2 separate regions of the Homo sapiens genome follow, and region 2 is linked to region 1. A link is a loop called in an ENCODE intact Hi-C map of the cell type or tissue named here. Cell type or tissue: A673. All regions are shown on one strand. Each heading gives the region's core, and the rest is flanking DNA. Links, peaks and the distances in the headings are about the cores only.

Region 1 (5,479 bases), core at 352-5,351:
TAGATTATAATACAGTATTTTTACTGTACCTTTTATATGTTTAGATTCTTACCATTGTGTATCAGCTGCCTGCAGTATTCAGTACAGTAGCAGGCTGTACAGGTTTGTAGCCTAGGAGCAGTAGGCTATATCATATAGCCTAGTTGAGTAGTAGGCTGTACCATCTGGGTTTGTGTAAGTACACTCTGAAGTTCACACAATGAAGCGATGACCTAATAACACGTTTCTCAGAACACATTCTGTCTTAGTGATGCGTTGCTGTATTTCGTTGTATGCATATGCCACATGTTGTTAATCTGAATGGATACTTCCGTTCCCAGTTTTTGCCTATTATGAATAATGCTATTATGAACATTTGTGTACAAGTTTTTTTATGGACATGTTTTCATTTTTCTTGGAGTTATAACTAGGATTGACATTACTAAATTATATGGTAACTGTTTATTTAATCATTTGAGGAACAGGCAGCTTATTTTCCAAAGTGCTGCATCATTTTACTGCATTCCCATCAGCAATGTATGAAGGTTCCAATTTCTCCACATTTTCACCAACACTCGTTATTATCTGTATGTGTGTGTGTGTGTGTGTGTGTGTGTGTGTGTATTTTAAGAGACAGGGTCTCACTCTGTCACCTACGCTGGAGTCCAGTGGTGTGATCATAGGTCACTGTAATTTTGAACTCCTGGGCTCAAGCGGTCTTTCCCCCTTAGCCTCTCAAGTATTTAGGACTACAGGTGAGCACCACTGTGCCCAGCTAATTTTTAAAAATTTTTTGTAGAGACAGGATCTCGCTGTGTTGCCCAAGCTGGGCTCAAACTCCTGGCCTTAAAGTGATCTTCCCATATTGGCCTCCCAAAGTGCTGGGATTACAGGTGTGAGCAACTGCACCTGGCCTGCCTGTCTTTTTGTTGGTAGTCATCCTACTGGGTGTGAAGTAGTATCTCATTGTGTTTTTTCAGTAGTGGTAAACTACACATAAAATACAATTGACCACTGTAACCATTTTTAACTGATGTGGAGTACATTTACATTGTTGTGTAGTCATCACCACTATCCATCTCTAGAATATTTTCATTTTCTCATACTAAAACTCTATACCCATTAAGCAATAGCTCCCTATTCCTACGTTACGGTTCTGATTTGCATTTCCTGGTTGGCTAATGATGTTGAGCATCTTTTCATATATTTATTGGCCATAAGTATATTTTCCTTGGAAAAGTGTCTGTTCAGATTATTTTCCCATTTTTAATTGGGTTGTCTTTTTATTATTGAGTTGTAGAAGTTCTTCATAAATTCTAGATATAAGTTCCTTACCAGATATGTGATTTATAAAAGTTTTCTCTCATTTTCTGTGTTGTCATGTTACTTTGTTGATGTTGTCCTTTGAAGTACCAAATGGTTTGAATTTTGATGATATCCAATTTATTTTTTCTTTTGTTGTTTTTGTTGTTTGTGCTTTGGCATTACATCTAAGAAATCAGTGTCTAATCTAAGGTTCATATAGATTTATGGCTGTGTTTTCTTCTAAGACTTTTATAGTTTTAGCTTACCCTCAACTTTTTAACAGACTGCTTCCTCTGCATGTTCTGACTTTTCTCTAGAAATATGGCTTCTTATTCAGTCCATGTGCTACAAGAGTGGATGCAGTGCTTTTGAGCTTTTATATTTTTAACTGCATAGGAAAACATTTTTCTTTATGGTTTCATCATGGAATTATCTTATATTTTATTCATTTTATTGTCTGTCTTCTATCCTTAATTGATATCTTGGTCATTCACCCACATCCAGTAGGAAATTTGACCAACTCTTTCTTATCCTATTCATGTCTGTATTATCTTTGGCAATCTGAGTGTCTGGATATAATGTCTTGGCAACATTGTCACCTCTCACTTCATCATACATCAGTTCCAGCAGTCATCACCTACACCTTGTTTCAGCAACCTATTCCCATTGCCAGATACTGGACCTTACTATTCTTCAGAAATACTAAATGCCTGTGTCTGTACTCTGGTTATAACTTTCTGTCCTTTTTCTTTTCTCCTTCCTTTTTTTCCCCTTCATTTTTTTCTTTCTCCAACCCCCAGCCACTTCATTTCTTCTTTTCTGGCTCTATTTCTTTCCCTGTTTAACCTATTTGCCAAACTTCGTCTCATCTAAAATGCATAGTTAACTTTCCTTGTTCCATTTTCTTTCTAGTCCATTCCACAAATCTCTTAGTGTTGTTTCATCAGTCCTTTCAACCATCCTGGTATAATTTAGATGCTCAATAATTGATGAGTGAATAAATGGTGGTATTAACAAACCTTGGGTCAGTCTGTTTGTCTGTTTGGCTCCTACTGTAGAACTGCTGGGACTTGAGAAAAATTATAGCTCTACTTGGAGTTATTGTTATAAATTCATGGTCTCATATTTCAACTGGTGTCCCAATATTGTGTGGTGAATTTTATGTGTTCTTAGTCATCACTGTCTCTTGTTGTCTGTAATAGGTATTTGAAAACATTCATTCTGTTATTTTATGATATGCTTTCTAACTCTTAGCAGATGAACTTCTGGTTACTTTACTGAGAAAAATTGAGGGCAACAGGTGGGAATTTGCTTAGATTCTCCCTGACCTCTACAAGAGTACTAGCATCTTTTCCCATGCTTTACCCCTAACCTCTTCTTTCAGGAGACGAAGAGTTGGCCCTTTTCTCACTCTGACTTGTTCTCTATTCATGTTTTAGATTTTGCTCGGTCTACTTCCTGAAGATCATTGCTCCATCACTTGTTTTTCAGTCTACAGCTCCTTTGCCTACTGCCTTTCTCTGCTCAAACTGCAAAAAAAGAAATAAATAGTTACTTGTACGAACCTAAACCAAAATGTAATATATTCAATATTCTCTAGCCATCAAGAGCCTTTCTTCTCCTTCCCTTTCTCCCCAGCTTTTTACTGAGTACAAATTAACTCTCTCTGTTTTCTTACGTATAATTCATTACTACTGAACTCACTGCTTTCCCTAAGTTTGATTCCCGTATTGTTAAATCAAACATATTCATTTTAGTCTGTATACTTATGTCTCTGTAGTATTTGACACTGTTGGTCACTTCCTCCTCTTTGAAATCTTTGTTCTGCTGGCTTCTTCAATCACATTCTGTATGGAAGCCACATGGGCTCTTATAATAAAACCAGGGCCTAATGGTTCCATTGTTTCCTGGTAGATGCATCTCCGGTTGGGTAGGTTTGTTGGGGGCTGAAAACCTAATGTTGTCTGAGATTTACTTACCTTTGGCAGTTTCTCAGTAATTATTGTTGCTGCTGCCATCATGTTGGGCTGAGTGGTCAGACGTAGAATGGAGTTCAGGTCTGCTCTCACAAGCCTTTCCTCATTTTCTGTAAGATACTGAGACCAAAGGAATATTTTTAAGAGAATTACCATTTCCTTCCTTCCTTCCTTCCTTCCTTCCTTCCTTTCTTCCTTCCTTCTCCCCTTCCTTCCTTCCTTCCTTCCTTCCTTCCTTCCTTCCTTCCTTCCTTCCTTCCTTCCTTCCTTCCTTCCCTCCTTCCCTTCCTTCCCTCCTTCCTTCCTTCCTTTCCTTACTGTGTTGCCCAGGCTTGAGTGCAGTGGTGTGATCTCAGCTCACTACAACCTCCACCTCCCATGTTCAAGTTATTATCTTGCCTCAGCCTCCTGAGTAGCTGGGACTAAGGCATGCACCACTACACCTGGCTAATTTTTGTATTTTTAATAGAGATAGGGTTTCACCATGTTGGCCAGGCTGGTCTCGAACTCCTGACCTCAAGTGATCTGCCCCCTCCTAGGCCTCCCAAAATGCTGGAATTATAGGCATGAACCACTGTGGCCAGCCAGCCATTACATTTTTAATAAAGTTTTTTAAACAGGTTCCTCTTGTCTCAGTTGAGTTCATTGCAGAGTTGTATAATAATGAAAGAATAGAAATTTTTTCATCAATAGAGGTATGGATGCATGCATCACATCATGCATCCATACAGAGAGATAGTAAGGTGAATGAAATAGACCTATAGACTGACAATATATAGAAAAAACATCAAGGCACAGGTGTATTTTATACATATGTATAACCCCCTACCAAAGACCCCGGGACCTCACTGTGTTGCCCCAGCTGGTCTTGGTCTATTTTGTATATCTTTTTTATATATTTATTTACACACACACACACACACCCTCTATCATTTGTAAAAGAAGGATAAAACTATAGAACAGACCTATATGTAAATGTTTGATGCCAGAAAATGTCATGGTATCTGCTCATCACACTATTATTAGTGGTTTCATCTGAGGAGTGGAAATACAGCATGAAAGATGTTATGATTTCTTTCAACTGACTTCCATTTTATATTCTATTTTGTTTGACTTTTTTGTGATATTTCTTCTGTAATAAAACAACGGTAATTTAAGGACTTTTAAAGAAGAATCGACTTTGACTTATTCTTTTTTTAGCTTTGTGAATCATAATATTACTTTGCTTTTTTTCATTTTCCTTTTAAACTCTAGCCATGCTTACTCATTCTCAGTGGGTTTCTCCAATCATAATCCTGTTTAATCATAACCCCAGGAGTCATCCTTGGTTCTCTAGGAAGCATTCCTGCATCACTTGGTCTGATTTTATTACCTTTCCTCTGTGTTCCCATGGCAAAGCTTCCTTAGTCTCTGGTGTATAGAACAGAAGCTGTATTATTTGACTTTGTATTTCATGGACCTGAGTACAGTACCCAGCACATGGTAGAAATTCATCAAAAGGGTTTTGAGTATTAAAATAATAAAGATAGAATTTGGAACAGATCTCCTTAATACTAGCATGTTCTTTTTGTGTAGCTTGTCGTTTTATGCCATTTTTTTTCCTGAAGCTCTGTGTGAGAAGACATGTGTTAATTAAACTTAAGTTTCTGTCTCAGGATATGTTGAGTATATGTTGATAGGCTATCCTAAAACAACTCCAGGCAGTTTATTTAAATGCAATATGATATCTTCAGTTATCATTGGAGGACAGGAGAGTGATAATTTCATACTTCATTGAAACACAAAATATTAATATAGGATATTTTTTATAGTGTCTCCAAATACATTAAAGGAAACCTGCATTGATGTGCTTAGAAAATGTGTAACATTGACTCAAGCATAAGGATAAACACAAATTTTGTTTCTTCGTGTAAATTACTTGTGTAATCGTTTTTTTTTTTTTCCAGGTTCAGCAGATAGATCGTGTGGTAGAAGTTGTGGAGGAGACAATTAAAGGTAATCGTTGAAAGTGAGATAAACAGATGTATATATTTTCTGAACTACATAGTAGAAACACCACTCAGGTAACTCTTGCCAGGCACCTTTATAAAAGTTATTGTTTTAGATATAAAATCATAAAATGTTATCCTTGGCTTCATGAATTTGCCAGTCTAATATTGGAGGCAGGCACTCGCTGTATATTTGTTTGGCTTATAAATGAATCAGGCAAAGAGCAATGG
Region 2 (5,479 bases), core at 284-5,283, 430 kb after region 1:
AGCAAATTACTGGTTGCAATAAAATTTGTTAGAATTTCAATTTGGCTTCATTAAGTCTGAGACAGTGAAGTAATACTAAGGGAGAAATAGAATAGGTGAAGAGAAATAAATACTAGATCAATTTTCTTTCAAGAAAGACGTTTTAGAAGAAGTAGTATTCATTTTTTAGGTCATCATTGACATTTCTCAATATTATATTCCTATAAACTGCATATCAGGACTTGTATGTGCTTGAGGAAGCTACATTTTCACAGCAGGAGAGGAAATCAGAATAAAGCATTGAGATGCAGGTGCACAGTAATACAAGTGGGCTCTTTCCCCTGCAGCCTGAATGCCTGGCCAATAATGCAGAAGCTCTTGGAGCCGGGCTCTCAGGGTCTCCCGGAGCTAAGCCAAGAAGTATGGGGGTGGGGCAGGGGGGGTCAGGAGAGAATAATTGTTATTCAGTCTTCTTTAATGAGATGTATTGCCCACTGCTGAAAGATTGTGGCAGTGCCTTTTGTTATGCTAATTAGACACCATTAGAGCTTGGCTCTCTTTGATTTCTGCTTAATCTTTTCTGCTTCCTCAGCCTCAATCCTGACTGGCAAATGGTTGAAAGATGGTGGGGTGTACTGCACGTGTTATTTATTGCTCACATCTATGCTGAGTTCTTTGGGGAATGGGGGGGAATGTAAGATTTATCTTACCAAAGGCAGTTCCTATTTTGGACGTTCATTTTTGGCTTATTTTTAAAAAATGAATTTTTTGATAATGATTACTTTCTGCCTTTTAAGTCCAAATGCCACTGTTTTTTATATGGTTGCTTTTGCAGCCACACTGAATGGAAAATGACAGATTGGAAAATGTAGATGGCCTCTCCTTGGTTGCCTGATTTTCCCTAAAAACAGTGAGCAAGCTGATCATGCCATAAGGTTTTAGAGATGCTGTGGTCAACCAGAAAAATGGAAGCAAGAATAATTTAATGGTCAAAAAGAGCAATTTTGCTATTCAAAATTCCTGCCTTTACAGTTTATAGACATGTGTATACATTCCTTCCTAAAACTAAAACATTACATTTACATGATTACCACAGTTAAGAGTGTGGTGAGGTTTTTTTTTTAATTTTTTTGAAAAATGACTAATATCCTTTCTAAAACAGTGAAATGGTAGATTTCCGTTAAATTTTTAAAAACAACATCATAATGTTTTAGAGCAGCCCTCTCCAATAAAAATATGGTATCAACCACAGATGTTACTTCACATTTTTTGATAGCCGCATTAACAGAGTAAAAAGAAACAGGTGAAATTTGTTTGAATAATATATTTTATTTACTCCAGTATATCAAAACTATTATCATTTCAGCCTGTATTCAGTATAGAAATTAATGAGATGTCTTACATTCTTTTATTCATGTGAAATTTTTGAAATCCGGTGTGTACTTTGCACTGGTGTATGTTTGATAACACATCTCAATTGAGATTCGCCACATTTTAAGTGCCCAGTGGCCACATATGGCTAGGACTACTGTATACATGGTGCAGTTTTAAAGTAATTGGGTAATTCACCACTTGCCTAAAACAACTGGCAGGATAGAATCCATTTTTAACATTATAGATTAAATATTATGAGGTATGTGACCTTGACCAAGTCACTTAATCTCTAAGGGACCTGTATTCTCATCTGTAATATGAAGAGTTTGTCCTAAATGATCTCTGAAGTCCTCTCTTCTATCCAATCCAGCTCTGAATTCATGATTTTAAAAATTCTCATTTAGAAGTTGGGTAGGCTGGAGCTTATCCATCCTTTCTCATAATTTAGTATTTGAAAAGAAGCTTTCTTATGCCATAAAGATAATTAGAAAGCGTCCTGCATACCACACCCACACCTTTTTTTCTTCCAAATGTCTGAATCTTTCTTGGAATTATTCTGAGTTTTATACCATTGGTAATGCCTGGTGGTGTAGCTCACTGAGTTGCCTGACTCCCCATGCTTTTGGAATGAGGACTTGGAGCAATGAAGGTGTGAGGGAAGTTGGCAAGTAGTTACTGCAGATTACTAGATTACATAAACAATCTCTCTCTCCAATGCTTTTGCTTTTGCTTTTCTCTTTTTTTAAATTTGGCTTACTTTTTGTGTCGTCAGTGAAACAAAACTTCTACAAGCACCTTCCAAGAAAGTGACCTATTAAATGTTATCACTGGTCACTTATGTACCTTTTGGGGATGGGGAATGTATGAAAAAAATTTTTTCCCAGAAGCACAGCCCAGTTTCATACATATTTTTGCCCATTTGTGAAAAAAAAGGACATTTCCTTATTTTAGTGTTTATTCGTTGAAAATTAAGTGAAACTTTTTTCACATATGTGCTGTATGTAGATAATTTAGATTTTTGGTTTTGAATTGCTTTTTTAGCAGTTTGTTTTTCTGTTGGGAACATTTATTGTTTTCTTACTGTTTTGTAAAGGCTCTTCATATTATATAACCTATAACATGTCATTAGTATATATGTCATACTTGCAATTTTTTTCTATTTGCTTTTTGACTTTGTTTATGACAATCTTAATATACTTTTTTTAATCAGTAGTTAAAAACTTCTCATTTATGGCAACATAGCATTATGTTAAAAATGTTTCATCAACACGTTACATGTCTAATAATTTATATTTCCTCCAAGTATTTTGTGGCTTCTTCTTTTTCATCTTTTCAACTGACAAATAAAATTGTATCTATTTAAGATGCACAACCTACTTTTATGAGTAGGTCCCTTTCTGAGAATCTGCTCTCAAAGAAGACTGGCCTAGACTTGCCAAGTAATGGCTGAGAGAGACCAGTGGGAATAGATCAAGAGGGTGGAAGTGAACGGAAATTCTGTTCAATTTTTAGGTTTGCGCTTTTCATAAAAAAGTTCTACACTTATATCCAGTGTTGGCTCCATGGGCCCTTTCCATGAATCAGATCTCATGGATAGATCTTACTGGCAGTATCTGGCCATAGAACTTCAGTTTTCAATATTGAGCACTTTCCCAGGCTGCCTGGGCATGACAGAGCTTGCCCAGTGTGGGGAAAAACAGACCTGATGTACTTTGTGCCGGCTCTGTGATAGGAGGGTCAACTTGTTTGGGTTTGTTGAGAGGGTAGATTTCATGTTATATGTTCTTACCACAATTTTTTTTTTTAATTCCACAAAAAGCTTTATAGGCAATACCTTTGAATGCTCTAGAATACTCAGAATGTACAGGCAGGTGGTTAAAATGCAGCTGCTTTTTGAACTGGCAGTTTAGGTAGCACTAGATTTGGATCCCTGACGCCAGGCAGGAAGGCATCAGTGTGGCATTTCCTGTGTAACTATTTGCTCTTACTATTGGCTCTCGATCAGCAGATGAAAATAGCTTTGTTACTAAGAATGGGATTTTGCCCCCAGCTGGGAAGAGACTACCTCGGATTGTCTTCCTCTTACTGGGGTAGACACGGCTAGAAGAAAACCAACCAGCGTGAAGAAAAGCACAAGGAGATTCTTGTTAGAAGAAACTTCATGGTCTGATTCAGTAGAACTGCCTCGGGCCTGGTCTTTGTATCTTGTATCACTGCACAAAGAAGGGAAGAATAACTTTTGAAAAGCCAAATTGTTTTACAATTTTTCTTTCTACTTAGGTTATTTCTGAAATGCAAAGAAAGAAGAAATAAAGCTACTAAGATACTCATGGCAATTAATAGATAAGCATATATACTTAAAAATATGGCTACTCCACTTCAAAGGAACATTCTTCCCCTTTTGAGTACATTTATATCTATTAATAAGTGTATCTAAAGAATTTTTTTTCCACAGAGGACAATGTTTTCAAATAATCTAATGAATGCCTTTTTTTGTCATTGTTTAAGAATCAGTTAACCAGTCTAGCGCTTTGAGAATAAACTGTCCAACATCTTCTCTTAAGAACCCTTAAGTAGACCAACAAATTGATGGCTAGCATTTTGAATACGATGGACTTAAAGGCTCATTACTTGTTTTCTATGCTATCATCATTTTTGACACACATTCTTGTGTCATGGCCCTATTTCATTATAGAATGGCATTGTGGAGTAAGGATGATATTAAATTTTAATGTTATTGCTATTATTACTGTTGACCGTTTTTAGCATAAGTATGCCTGGTTCTTTAATTCCAGCTTCTGCAGGGCCAGAAAATAGAAGTGAGCATAAACAGTCAGGAAAATTACTGTATACCCAGGAGACCCAGCATCGCGTGCTCTGCCTGTTGTGAATGAGGAATCAAAATGGAAAGGTTATCATTTTCATTAGCTAGGAAAGAACAAGACCATACTTTTCTCCAAGTGTAATTACAGCGGTTCACTGGCAACATTACACTGCAGTAATTAGTCTAAAGGTGTATGTGAGGGCAGGCTTTTGCACAGACACTAGAAATATTATTTCAGAGTTGAAGGTCACAGCCTTGTATTTAACATGTTCCAGGCAGCTTAGGGGGGAAAAAAAAAAACTAATTTGACTGGAGCTAAAGAAAGACATTTGACATTTCCCAGAGTCATACATTCAGAAACCAGTCAGGTCGAAAAATTGTATTTTATTTTCTACAATAAAAGGCAAAACTTAGCTGCAGAAATAGCATGTCAGAATATTCTGTAGGATAAGCACAGATAAAATTCAAGTTTATTAGAACCATGATGTAAATGATTACAGGAACTTTTGATATGTGTGGGGTTTTTTTTGTTTTTTTTTTTGAGACGGAGTCTCATTCTTGTCGCCCAGGCTGGAGTGCAATGGCGTGATCTCAGCTCACTGCACCATCTGCCTCCCAGGTTCAAGCGATTCTCCTGCCTCAGCCTCCCGAGTAGCTGGGATTACAGGCATCTGCCACCGCACCTGGCTAATTTTTGTATTTTTGTAGAGATGGAGTTTCATCATGTTGGCTAAGCTGGTCTTGAACTCCTGACCTCAGGTGATCCACCCGCCTCGGCCTCCCAAAGTTCTGGGATTACAGGCGTGAGCCGCTGCGCCCGGGCTGATATGTGTTTTAATCTTTGCCTTAGGAAGAGAATGGACAGAAAAAATAATTGTCAGCAGCTCTTAAAGGGAAACAAAATAGTTTCTTTCTTCCTTAACACCATTTTCAAGAAACAAATGTCTATCTTACACAGGTCCATATATCTACGTCCTTTGTGAATTTTTTGTTACTCTATTTAAATAGTAATATTGAAATCTTTTTGTAACTCAGCATCTCAGAATAGAAATTGATTGACATTATTTTCCAAAGCCACGTCAGGCTTTCTGTTTAAGTAAAGTGAAAGTAAGAAGAAAAAAAAGTTATAAAGAGAAGAGCAACTTTACATACAGTTTATGTTTAAAGCCATATATGAGTTTAAGAGAAACCTTTTGCTTTTTCTAGTCCAAAGAATACTTTTGCAAGCAACATTTCTTACTGAGTTAAAAGTATTAGCCCAAATACCCTGATGTCTTTGTTTAATTTGAGTAATGTCTGCGT

What was found. A loop is a pair of places that touch in the nucleus more often than their neighbours do. Peaks named below come from ENCODE experiments on the same cell type or tissue, not always from the same donor. Only the 100,000 strongest peaks of a DNase experiment are listed, where the experiment ranks them.
Region 2: a loop joins it to region 1, with 2.5 times the contacts of the local background. A loop is called at or near these places in 1 of 110 quality-filtered maps.

Annotation. Positions count from the first base shown.
Region 1 is chr6:20,753,389-20,758,867 of GRCh38, forward strand. CDKAL1 (CDKAL1 threonylcarbamoyladenosine tRNA methylthiotransferase) reads left to right here. Exons shown (of 16, transcript NM_017774.3): 7 at 5,207-5,255. Among named protein-coding and RNA genes, the nearest start is that of CDKAL1, 220 kb to the left of the region's middle. In A673, for the core only: no CTCF peak of the experiment used is centred there; DNase peaks (open chromatin) are centred at 3,233, 3,583 and 4,613; H3K27ac peaks cover 4,132 bases.
Region 2 is chr6:21,185,667-21,191,145 of GRCh38, forward strand. All of the region lies in intron 13 of CDKAL1 (CDKAL1 threonylcarbamoyladenosine tRNA methylthiotransferase), which reads left to right. Among named protein-coding and RNA genes, the nearest start is that of LINC00581, 320 kb to the right of the region's middle. RefSeq lists an enhancer at 144-870. In A673, for the core only: no CTCF peak of the experiment used is centred there; DNase peaks (open chromatin) are centred at 495, 3,375 and 4,215; H3K27ac peaks cover 4,617 bases.